Linked DNA regions of Mus musculus: region 2 is linked to region 1. A link is a contact called in ENCODE Hi-C or POLR2A ChIA-PET data. All regions are on one chromosome and are shown on one strand. Each heading gives the region's core, a stretch centred on a gene start or an enhancer-like site at or near the end of the contact. The rest is flanking DNA. Distances are from core to core; before and after follow the strand shown.

Region 1 (5,476 bases), core at 1,910-4,409:
TGGTGAACTAATGGTCCAGGTTCTCTTATACTCAAATACTAGAGGATGGATAGTCGAACCAACTTTTTTTCCTTTTACAGGTTAGGGCCGCAAACATCTAAGATGTCAAAGAACTTTTCAAGTAATAGTACATAGCTAGTATAATCCAACGTTTTTTCCTTTAAAGTAAAAAACAAAATAGAAAGTACCTCATGACCCTTAAAGGTGACATTTTAAAAGAATAGTCAGCCATGGAACAAGTTAGGACTTCAATGAGAGAGTATTGTTTGTGTGTGCAGTTACTAGTCAATATGCCCCAACCCAGCCACAAATTAGTGAGGTTGACTTAAATTACTAACATGAAATTCTTAACTCTATATTTTTGAAGTCATTGGTTTTAGCCGCTCTGTTTTCTTTTCTCTGGTTTCCCAAGGTTACTCTTTTGGAAATGCTTTTAGAAACCTAATTGTAACTCTGGATTCAGACTTCTGAACTAAGTAATCAAACACAGGCTGGTTAGAGTGGAAAGCATTGGGGTTTTTTTGTTGGTGTTTTTCATAAAGCTCTGTCTACTTTAAGGAGGAAGTTGGATGATGGCTGCCTCCCACCCCCCAAAAAAACCCCACCCCTCCCCAAATCTGTGGTAGCTTGTTAAAGCAGCACCTAACTATATTACAAGCTAGCACTTGGGAGGTTTGAGATAAGAGATCAGGAGTTACAGAGACAAAGTTTGGAGTTGAGACAAAAGGATGGACCATCTAGAGACTGCCATACCCGGGGATCCATCCCATAATCAGCCTCCAAACGCTGACACCATTGCATACACCAGTAAGATTTTGCTGAAAGGACCCTGATATAGCTGTCTCTTGTGAGGCTATGCCAGTGCCTGGCAAACAGAAGTGGATGCTCACAGTCAGCTATTGGATGGAACACAGGGCCCCCAAAGGAGGAGCTAGAGAAAGTACTCAAGAAGCTAAAGGGGCCTGCAACACTATAGGTGGAAAAACAATATAAACTAACCAGTGCCCTCAGAGCTTGTGTCTCTAGCTGCATATGTAGCAGAAGATGGCCTAGTCGGCCATCATTGGGAAGAGAGGCCCCTTGGTATTGCAAACTTTATATGCCCCAGTACAGAGGAACACCAGGGCCAAGAAGTGGAAGTGGGTGGGTAGGGAAGTGGGGGGAAGGGTATGGGGGACTTTTGGGATAGCATTTGAAGTGTAAATGAAGAAAATACCTAATAAAAATATATTTAAAAAAAGAGACCAGGAGTTCAAGGCTAGTCTCAGATACATAGTGAGTTTGACGTCAGCCGAGGCTACATGAGACCCTGTCTTAAGAAAAGCATCTGTGCTGCTGTGGGAGATGTAGACACACTGATTCCAGGCTAACCTCTCTGCCAGCACCTTGGCAGCCTGTCTATTTATACACCTTGATTTACTTGCTTGAGGGAGAGTCACACTATTTAGCTCAGGCTTGCCTCAAGTTCAAGATCTTCCTGCTTCAGGTGCTTGAATGCTGGGACTACAGGTGTGTACTACCATGACTTGATTTGTGCTCCTTTAAAATTGTATTTAGATGTGTGTATGTCCCCCCCAATTATTACTGTATATGTAGGGTGTCCAAGGAGGCCAGATATCAGATCCCTTGGAGCTGGAGATGCAGACAGCTGTGATCCTCTGGTTCTGAGTGTTGGAATTGAACTCAGGTACTCTGCAAGAGTATTATGTGTTCTTTACTGTGAAGCCATTTCTCCAGCCCCCGAGACAGTAATACTTATTTTATTTGTGAAATTCTCAAGATGAGCTGGATGCCTACAGTTGCTCCCCTTTTTGGTCTACGTTTGTTCCTGAATGTGTGACAGACAATTTTTGCCTGCCTTCTTCACTCAGTGCTGGTAACATTCTGTGCCTTAGTTATAGCACTCTGGTTGGTTAGGATTTCTCAGGGGTGGGAATGGGGTGGGTGAGGTGTGGGCGGCCATGTCTGTCACAGGTCAGCTTTCGGAGACAGGGGGACTTCTGAGAGCCACAGAGGCCATATGACGACCTGTTGTCTTGCTAATATCACTTTCTAAGCAGCTGGACTCCCTTTGTCCTCTAGCTGCTCCTGAGACCAAGGAGTCAGTAGGAGAAGGCACTTCCACTGTTTCAAACTTCAGTTAAAACAACAACAACAACAACAAACCAACAACAAACCTAATGAAACTATTATAGACCTGGATTCCTTTCCTTTCCAGGTGACAGATTTATTCAGGACAGGGTATTATTAGACAGCAGAGAAAGAGGCATCCGAGGGAAAATGTCCCTCATGAAACATTCCCCAGCTGGTCTTCATTCAGTCTTTCTTTTTGGTGGTCATACTCAATGATCACGTGTTCAGATCCGTGCTGATGTTACACCCAAATGGCAACCTTTGTAGAGTAACATCTGCTGCAGATGTTGCTCCAAAAACACAAGCCCTGCCCAAGGGTGCTCATTTAAGCCCATGATTTTATCCGTTTGCAGTCACTTTGTGAAAGGGATGACAATATATATCATTTGTCTGTATCGGATTTTTCTCTATTTCAGGATTGAATCAGAATGCCAAACGAAATCCTTTGTCTAATTCATGAGCAGAGTCTTTTTTTTTTTTTCCAGGATATCACAGAAGATGAGTGGTATAGGTCCTGCTTGTAAAGGACACCGTCTTATCCCATTTCTTTTTTTTTTTTCCCCCTAGAAAGGTTTTGGAGTGTGTCTGAATACAATTAAATGCAGGATCTGTAAATTGGTAGAAAGCACCTTTAAATCAAAACACAGTGTTCTGGCTTCTAGCCAGACCTTGCTGTAGATGAAATCGCATCCCTTAAGTTTCCACTATTGCAGTGATGTCCAGGCAAGCAGCGGGTTGTTTCTTACCCCCACCCCGCATTCTGATGCATCTAGGTGGAAATCAAAAGGCCCTGTTAACAACCCAAGAATGTGTTTTCTACAAGGATGATCTTGGGTCGTGGTTCCCTCTCATTAACAATAGCCTTCCTAAGTCAAGGTCTTAGCTGTCATTCCACCTGCGTGGTCCCTGGCGCCATTTGGCTTTTGACGTGGGTCTGAACCAAGAAATAAACCCAACATCCCTGGCGGCTGCTTCGCCTGTGCCTAGCCTCCTGGCTCCCGCTCCCCGGGGCGGGTAGTGCAGCGCGCAGAGCCGTCGCGTCGCCGCTGTCCTCTGGGTGGCCCCAGAGCGCACCGTTCATTGAGCGGTGGAAGGTGAGGCGAGAGGAGGCTGGTGCTGAGCTCGCCAACTCCACCCGGGCCCGGGCAGACAAAAGAGGCCGGCAGTGCAGCTCGCGGGGACGCGATGGCCGGGCGCGGAGGACGGGTGCTGCTGGCGCTGTGTGCCGCGCTGGTGGCCGGCGGGTGGCTGCTGACGGCTGAAGCCCAGGAGCCCGGGGCGCCAGCGGCTGGCATGAGGCGCCGCCGGCGGCTCCAGCAAGAGGACGGCATCTCCTTCGAGTACCACCGCTATCCAGAGCTGCGCGAGGCGCTGGTGTCCGTATGGCTGCAGTGCACCGCCATCAGCAGAATCTACACAGTGGGGCGCAGCTTCGAGGGCCGGGAGCTCCTGGTCATCGAGCTGTCTGACAACCCCGGGGTCCATGAGCCGGGTAAGTGCTCTGCCCGCTGCAGGGGCTCCGGGGACGGGAAGAAGGAGAGGTGGGCCCCAAGTTGCTTCCCGGTGGAGGATGCCTGGATGGAAGGTGGAAAGTGGGAAGGAAACGAGCACCAGCCTCTCCCTATCGTTCGCATCTCCGACCCGTTTTTTTTTGTTTTTTTGTTTTTTTTTTTTTTTTTTTTGTGAACATAGGCTAGAGGGGGGCTGGAGGCACGGGGACAGGAATAACAGGCAAGCAAATCCCAGAGCTGAGTCCCCGGTGCTCACCGTCACAGATGGGTCAAACTCTAAACAGAATAAAATTGTGAGTTCTCAGGAAGGCAAACACCTTCCCCTCAGACACGAGTGAAAAATAAGGTGCAGAAGGAGAGGAGCCAGGAAGGAGGTCTCAGAGGAGCCAGGAAAGAGGCTTTTATCATTTGAGAATTTCCAAAGGACCAGCTTATTGGGTGCTGCAGCTCTTCCTACCTTCCTCTGTGTTTGTGTGAGCGTTAGGTGCACTCTCTGGGGATGCTGGCGAATTTTAAAAAGGATATTGATGATCTAGATGTCGTGTGGTGTGCATATATGTAGATCTTCCTACCAGGATAGAAAAAGATGGTTTCTAACAGGCATACAGATTCTGAAACCATGCATGGCCTTACTAAGGGAAAACAACAGTACCCCCCCACCCCCACCCCTCCCCGCGTGCTTTAACCACTCTGAGATGACTAGTTCACGATTGATCACGTTTTATCTCCTGCAGTCATCTTGTTAGGCATTTTCCGTCAGAGTATGTTCAAGCACGTTTTGATTTGTATTAAAGGCTTAGTATTAAAAAGATATTTTAAGCAATGTTTTGGGATCTTTTTTGGGTTATGTTTATGCTCTTCAGAAAGAATTTGGTCCTGGCCTTTCTGTTGGTAATGAAGGCCTGGTTAAAGCGCCGGAATCAGTATGGAATGCTTTTGATTTCTCGAGGAAAACACAAAAGCCAGGCTAAAAATTCTCAGTGCAGGACAGGAGAAGTCTCCCTTCCTTCATCTCTCCCCGCCCCCTCCCCTTTTTTTCCTCCCTGGGTTTCTAGTTCATTAGATTGGCCTTGAATTTGTAGTCCAGGCTGGCCTCGAACTCCTGATCACTCAGCTTCTGAATCATCAAGTTGGGACTATGGATGTTTCCCACCATTCCCGACTTTTTCCTCTCTCCATTATTATTATTATTATTATTATTATTATTATTATTATTATTATTATTGTTATTGTTGTTGTTGTGATAGGATGCAATCCAGGAAGGCTGAGTAAGCCTCTGTCACTGAGCCCCGCATTCATTTGCCTGCATAGTTTTCCCAGTGGTACATAAGACGGAGAATGGATTAAATAAATGCTAATAGAGAAACTTTGATCTTAGAACATGGAGTGTATGGGTTAAGTCCTCGGAAAACATTTCTTGCCCATGACTAAGGTAAATGACAGGGTGGGAATGAATTTGCTAACGGCTTGGTATTAGGGTGAAAACCTTAAGACATTCATAAAGAGTTCCAGCAGGGCTCATCCTGGAAAGCGGAAACGATGGTTAGTGTTTGTACAGTCATTGGAAAATAAGGAGACAATGCTTACATGGACACTCACTTCCAGCCAAGCCACACAACAAGCTGGCCACTCCTGACAGTCCAGCTTGTATGATTCTGATGCTCAATCTCAGCCCTTTGTTCTGCTTGCTAGTAGAGTCTTCCTGTGGGCTTGTTGAATTATTTAAAGAAATTATGTGAAAGCCATGGTTTAACGTTATGTTGTCTTGTTTCAAACGTAAAGATAAATTGATATTATTGCAAGAATATGACGTGTTCTGAAAATGAAAACAA
Region 2 (5,476 bases), core at 766-3,265, 40 kb before region 1:
AGTCTCAAAAAAAAAAAAAATCATGTTAAATACCCCAGCTTGGCCTCATACTCAGAACAATCCTCCTGCTTCGGGGTGGGGGTTGGGGGTACGGTGGGGGAAGGTTATTCTTGTTTTGAGATAGGGCCTCCTCATGCAGCCTGATTGGCCTTGAACACGTTACGTAGACAAAGCTGACCTTGAATTCTGATCCTCCTGGTCCGATCTGCCAAGTGCCTGGGTTACACCACCACAGTGGATATGGTATTTTGTCGTTGTGGTTTTTCTGGGACACCTTCTTTAAGGAAAAGATTGGCTTCCTGTCACCACATTATCTCTAGATAGGCTTTCACAAGTGGTGTAAAAGGAGCCTAGAGCTGTAGTCTAAGCGCTCCTGTCTTTGGGCACTCACACTAGCGTTACACAGGCTTGGTTCTTAGCTCATCTGCTGGTTTAGGTCCAGGTCTTGACACCTAGGGAGCAGATAACTCCCTTGACTTAGAACCAATTTCTACCTGTGGAACTCAGCCCCCTAGAATGTTAAGCATAAACTCTACCCCTGAGCTGCCTTGCCAGGGCCTCAGCATACATGTGCCCCTCCCCCTAGCCTCTCTGAGCTTTGTTCTCAATCTGCAACACGGGAAATGCTGGCATCCCTCAGCTATTGCAGGATCTATATTGCACTAGTACCCTATGGTCCATGTGCAGAGATTTATTAAAAGATAGTTGCCAGGCTCAGTCAGCACAAGCCTGAGCGTATGAGGTTAACCCTCAGCAGCACAAAGCAGAAGGAAGCACAAACTCCCCTTGTGAACACACACTCACAGACAGACACTAAATGAGATAAAAAGAATAGAACTTTGAAAAAAGCTTCACTTATTAAAGTACGTGGGGGGCAAGATGGATGATCCAAGGCCTGAGGACTAGAGGTCAAGGCCGTCCTTAGGTTACGTATCCAGCTCAAAGGCCAGACTATAACTCGAGACCTGTCTTAAGGAAGATCGAAATCTAATACACAAAATTGTCCATTACATATAAATTGTCAGGTTACCTTAATATCATTTTCATATTTATGTCTCAAAAATATTATTAACATGAAAATTTAATTCCTAGTTTTATTAATCTGATTACAATAAATATTAGAAAGTGATTTTTTTAAAAACTCCAGGGTAGCCTAAAAAAAATCCAACTTACATCACTGATTTTGTTTTTATTATTTTATATTATTTGAAAATGTCATCCATCTATACAGTTTATCTTGACCATATTTTCCCCTCATTCCCCAACTATAACTCCCTCAAGCCCCATCATACCTATCTGTCTATCTCTCTGTCTCTCTAGCTTTCTGTGTCTCTGGCTCTGTGAGTGTAAGAAAAAGGATACATTAATAAATTTGAAGAATAAATTTAGTATGTAAAAATTAATTATTTATAATGGAATTCAAACTATTATAACTAAACTATATGATATGTGGACCAGTTTAAAGTGAAAATAAATGTAGTATTCATACTAGTATAAATAATAAGAAATAAGTGTCATTTTCAAAAAAAAAAGAAAGATCGAAATCCAGAATAAACTACAGGAAAGCAAGACCAAAAACTCAAATCAGTCTTTAAAACATATATACCACTTTTTTCCCCGGGTTCTGGATGAAGCCAAGCCAATGTGAGTAGCAAGATGCTACAACCCAGCGCACCCACAGCACTGGGCGCCTAGGAACCCACCGCTTGGTTGCCAAGGCGACGCCGGGTCCGCGCGGCTGCCCCGCCCCGTCACGCCGTCACGCGCTCGCGCGGCGCCCCGCCTCCAGCTGCGCTGCCGCGCGGACGACTGGCTGGCCGCGCGGGTCTCACTATTCTCACTCCATCCGCGCAGCCAATGACTGGCGCCGCTAGGGCTTCGTTGACTTGAGTCACACGCTGCCGGGCCTTAGCACGGACCAATCACTGCACGGCGAAGGCAGGGCGGGAGTGGGGCGGACCAATTACGACAGGCGAGCCGGGGCCCGGCCTCCGGGCCCTGCCCCTGAGCCGGCAGAGGTAGTGAGGAGGCCGCTGCACCTGCCAGGACTTGCGCTTAGACCGCTGTCTGTCGCGGGGACGCCAGGTAAGGCGCTCTCTAGCCTGATCCGGGTGGAGGGCGACTGAGACGGGGACCAGCAGGGTGGTGTCCGGCTGAGGCCGGTAAGGATGCGGTGGGAAGAACCTGGGTGGGCTGTGCGAGACTCCAGGCAAGGAGCCTAGGTTCTCAAGTGATGCAACTGGAATGACAACACTTCCTGCCCTTTAAAGAGTTTGCAATCACCTGGAGTCTGGTTCATTGACTTGAGTCTTAAAAACTTTTTACAAAAACACCATCACCAAGTGGGGGAGTAGGGTGTGTTCTGTGTTTGTGGATCTAGGAAGCTGTCCCAGAGGTATTGTAGGATGTGGCTCCATGTGAGAGAGGGGTGCATGGACGAGAGGTCTGGGCTTCACATTAGGAGAATTACCCGCGCTTGAACCATGAAGGTTTAAACTTATGTTTAAATGGATCCTGACCCTGTGCCTAAGGCTTCTCTAAGCTGCAGTGCCGAAAGAGGGGCTGGGATCGTCAGCCAGGAGTTAAGTTATCCTACGAATACATTTTTTTTTTCATCCTTTTTATTTTTTGAAATCCGAGGATCTAGTCTACCTGATTCAGATCGAATTTCCAGGCAAGCAGGCTGCTCAAAACTGAAAAGGCAGGATATTCATTTCAGCAAAGCCTGCTTTCCCCTCTCCTGTCTGATCACTTTATCTGACACTTTGTTTAAAACTACATGCCCTGTTTTCCTCTCCTCATTACGGAGCGTGAACTTGAGGTAACTGAACGCTGTCTCAGCATTGTGTGGAAGTTGGGAGACTTAGTCGAGGATGCCGAGTTAGAGACTAGAACAGCTCTTTTGGAGGTGATGAAGTTTCTCAAGTTAGGCATTAAAGCGTGTTTGCGATGGGCACCTGAGGCACTGTAGGATGCATTCAAGTTTGATCCAGGCCAGCAGCCTTTTGGGTAATCAGAATCTAAATCAGGATAAGAGTTACAGATGATGGGTATCAACCAGCATTCCATGAGACTAGGAAAAATGTCAAATGGAGAAATGTCAAATCTTGATGGTTGCTGAGTGTGTGGGCGAACACTGGTAATCTCAGCAGGGTATCAGGAGTTCAAGGTCGTCCTTAGTTTCATAGTTTTAAGCCCAACTTAAGACACAGATCTTGAGACACAGAGAGACAGGCAGAGAGAGAGAGAGAGAGAGAGAGAGAGAGAGAGAGAGAGAGAGAGAGAGAGAGAGAGAGAGAGGAGAGAGAGGAGAGAGAGAGAGAGACAGACAGACCTGGGGCACTTTGTGAAATTTTTTTTAAGAGTAAGTTGAGCATACGGATAGAAATAGAAAACGATGGGGAGTGAGAACATACCGCCAGTGTGAGCAGCCTTTTCAGGGGGCCTGGGTAAGCTGTACTCCTCCACTCCCCATCCGTGCAACTTTGTACTGTTATTCATTTATCCTAAGCCTCAGCTCATCATTTGAAAACCAAGGATCATAGAAGTTCCTCTATTTCACAGCGAGGCAAGGGTTTAGCTTAAAATGACAGCATATACTGGGTATGCAGAAGGTGCTCAATAATTGTTAGCTTATTTTAGATGCTGTGTGCCAGGTCTTATGTTCAGTGCTTAACATGATATTTATTGAGGTTTCCTGACAAATTATTATTATAGTATTATTATTAATATTATTGTCTTTTTTTTTTTTGAGACAGGGTTTCTCTGTATAGCCTTGGCTGTCCTGGAACTCACTCTGCCCCTGACTCCCAAGTGCTAGGTTTAAAGGCATTGCAGCACCACTGCCTGGTGGCAATTTTTTTTTTTTTAGTTTTATTTATAAGTTATATGATTACATTGTAGCTGTCTTCAGATACATCAGAAAAGGGCATCAGATCCCATTACAAATGGTTGTGAGCCACCATGTAGTTGCTAGGAATTGAACTCAGGACCTCTGGAAGAGCAGTCAGTGCTCTTAACTGCTGAGCCATCTCACCAGCCCCCTCTTGACAAATTATTATTGAGGAATTTTTTTTTTTTGATAAAACTATGGCTCAGAATTTTATCATTCCATAAGATCTGGGACGTGTAGCAAGGACGTCAGTGTTCATTTGGTCATTGTCAAATTTGGTATTGACCTCAGGAAAAATGGAGATTGGTACAATAGTCTTGTGTTTTGTAATTTTGTAGTAGAGGGTTGACAAAATCTTCGGGTGGGTGGGGATCTCAGTGGTAAGAAACCTGTGTGGGTGGAGGAGGGTGGGACTTTCAATCTGGACTTTCATTGTAAGAAGGGTAAGGTGGCTTAGAAGAGATGACAGGAGATAAGGAATTCTTGTCTGCCTCCTCCTCTCCCTTCCTTTCCCTCCCCTCCCTTCCTTTATTCTCCTCCCCCCCTCTTTTTCTAGACACTATCTCACTCAAGCCAAGTTGAAACTCACCAAGATTTGAATGTGATTTTATTTTATAAAAAATTTTAATTAAAAATTGCCTATTTTATGTATACCAAGTGTTTTGCCTACATCTCTGTTCGTGGAAGCTTGGTACCCTTGGTGTGAGAAGAAGGCATCAGATCCCTTGGAACTGGAGTTCTGTATGGTGTGTGCAACCATGTGGGTGCTGGGAACTGAATCTAGGCCCTCTGCAGCAAGAGCAACAAGTGCTCCTCACTGCTGACCCAGTCTCCAGTCCCATGCAGGTATTTTTAGAATGAAGAAAGTGGGCTTCCTGCGAACATGAAGGACACGAAATGAAAAAGGATAAAGGAGAGCCATGTCCTTGGTAAGATACACACTTAGGAAGTAGAGAGGCAGAGGCAGGTGGATCTCTGGGAGTTCAAGGTTAGCCTGTTCCACTGACTTGAGTTCCAGGACAGCCGAGGCTACACAGAGAAGCCCTGTCTAGAAAAGCAAAACAACACAGCACAGCACAAAGCAAAGCCAAAAGAACAGAGAAGACTTATTGAGAAGAATGAGGACAGATTGTGAGGCCAGCAGGTGTGGGAGGATAACGGATGGGTAGGAGTGAGTTGGGGGTCTGAGAGAAGGTGATTTACCTTCCTAGCATCTGTCACATAGATCAGTTGTAGAAGTGGTAGCGCATTCTAAAAGTGCCTGTTGTTGACTCTTCTAAGGCTATACAAACACTATTCTTTTTTGAGATTATATATCCTGTATCCTGGGCTGGCGTTGAACTTGATAAGGTATAACCAAGAATCACCTGGTACCTCTGATCCCCCTGCCTCTACTTCCCGAGCGCTGGGATTACACATATACTATACCTAGTGGAGCTTTCTGTATGCTAGCCACACACTTTACCAACAGAGCACTAAAATGTGGTTCTTGTCTTGTTTTGTGTTTTTAGGGAATGGGGCCCATCAATTCATAAGTGACAAACAGCAGAGATATTTTCACAAAAGTGAGATTCACAGTGAAAT

What was found. Hi-C counts contacts between places; a loop is a spot of excess contacts on that map. ChIA-PET counts read pairs that join two places held with the same protein, here RNA polymerase II (POLR2A).
Region 2: a loop to region 1 is called in a map of heart, with 3 times the contacts of the local background. The contact joins the promoter of Msmo1 here to the promoter of Cpe in region 1. A Hi-C loop is called at or near these places in 2 of 37 maps with a recorded cell type or tissue (both heart). POLR2A ChIA-PET finds 5 or more read pairs at or near these places in 1 of 5 experiments (Patski).

The regions. Positions count from the first base shown.
Region 1 is chr8:64,690,792-64,696,267 of GRCm38, reverse strand. It overlaps Cpe (carboxypeptidase E), which reads left to right and starts at 3,159. Exons shown (of 9, transcript NM_013494.4): 1 at 3,159-3,625. The coding sequence starts at 3,319.
Region 2 is chr8:64,730,117-64,735,592 of GRCm38, reverse strand. It overlaps Msmo1 (methylsterol monoxygenase 1), which reads left to right and starts at 2,015. Exons shown (of 6, transcript NM_025436.3): 1 at 2,015-2,085.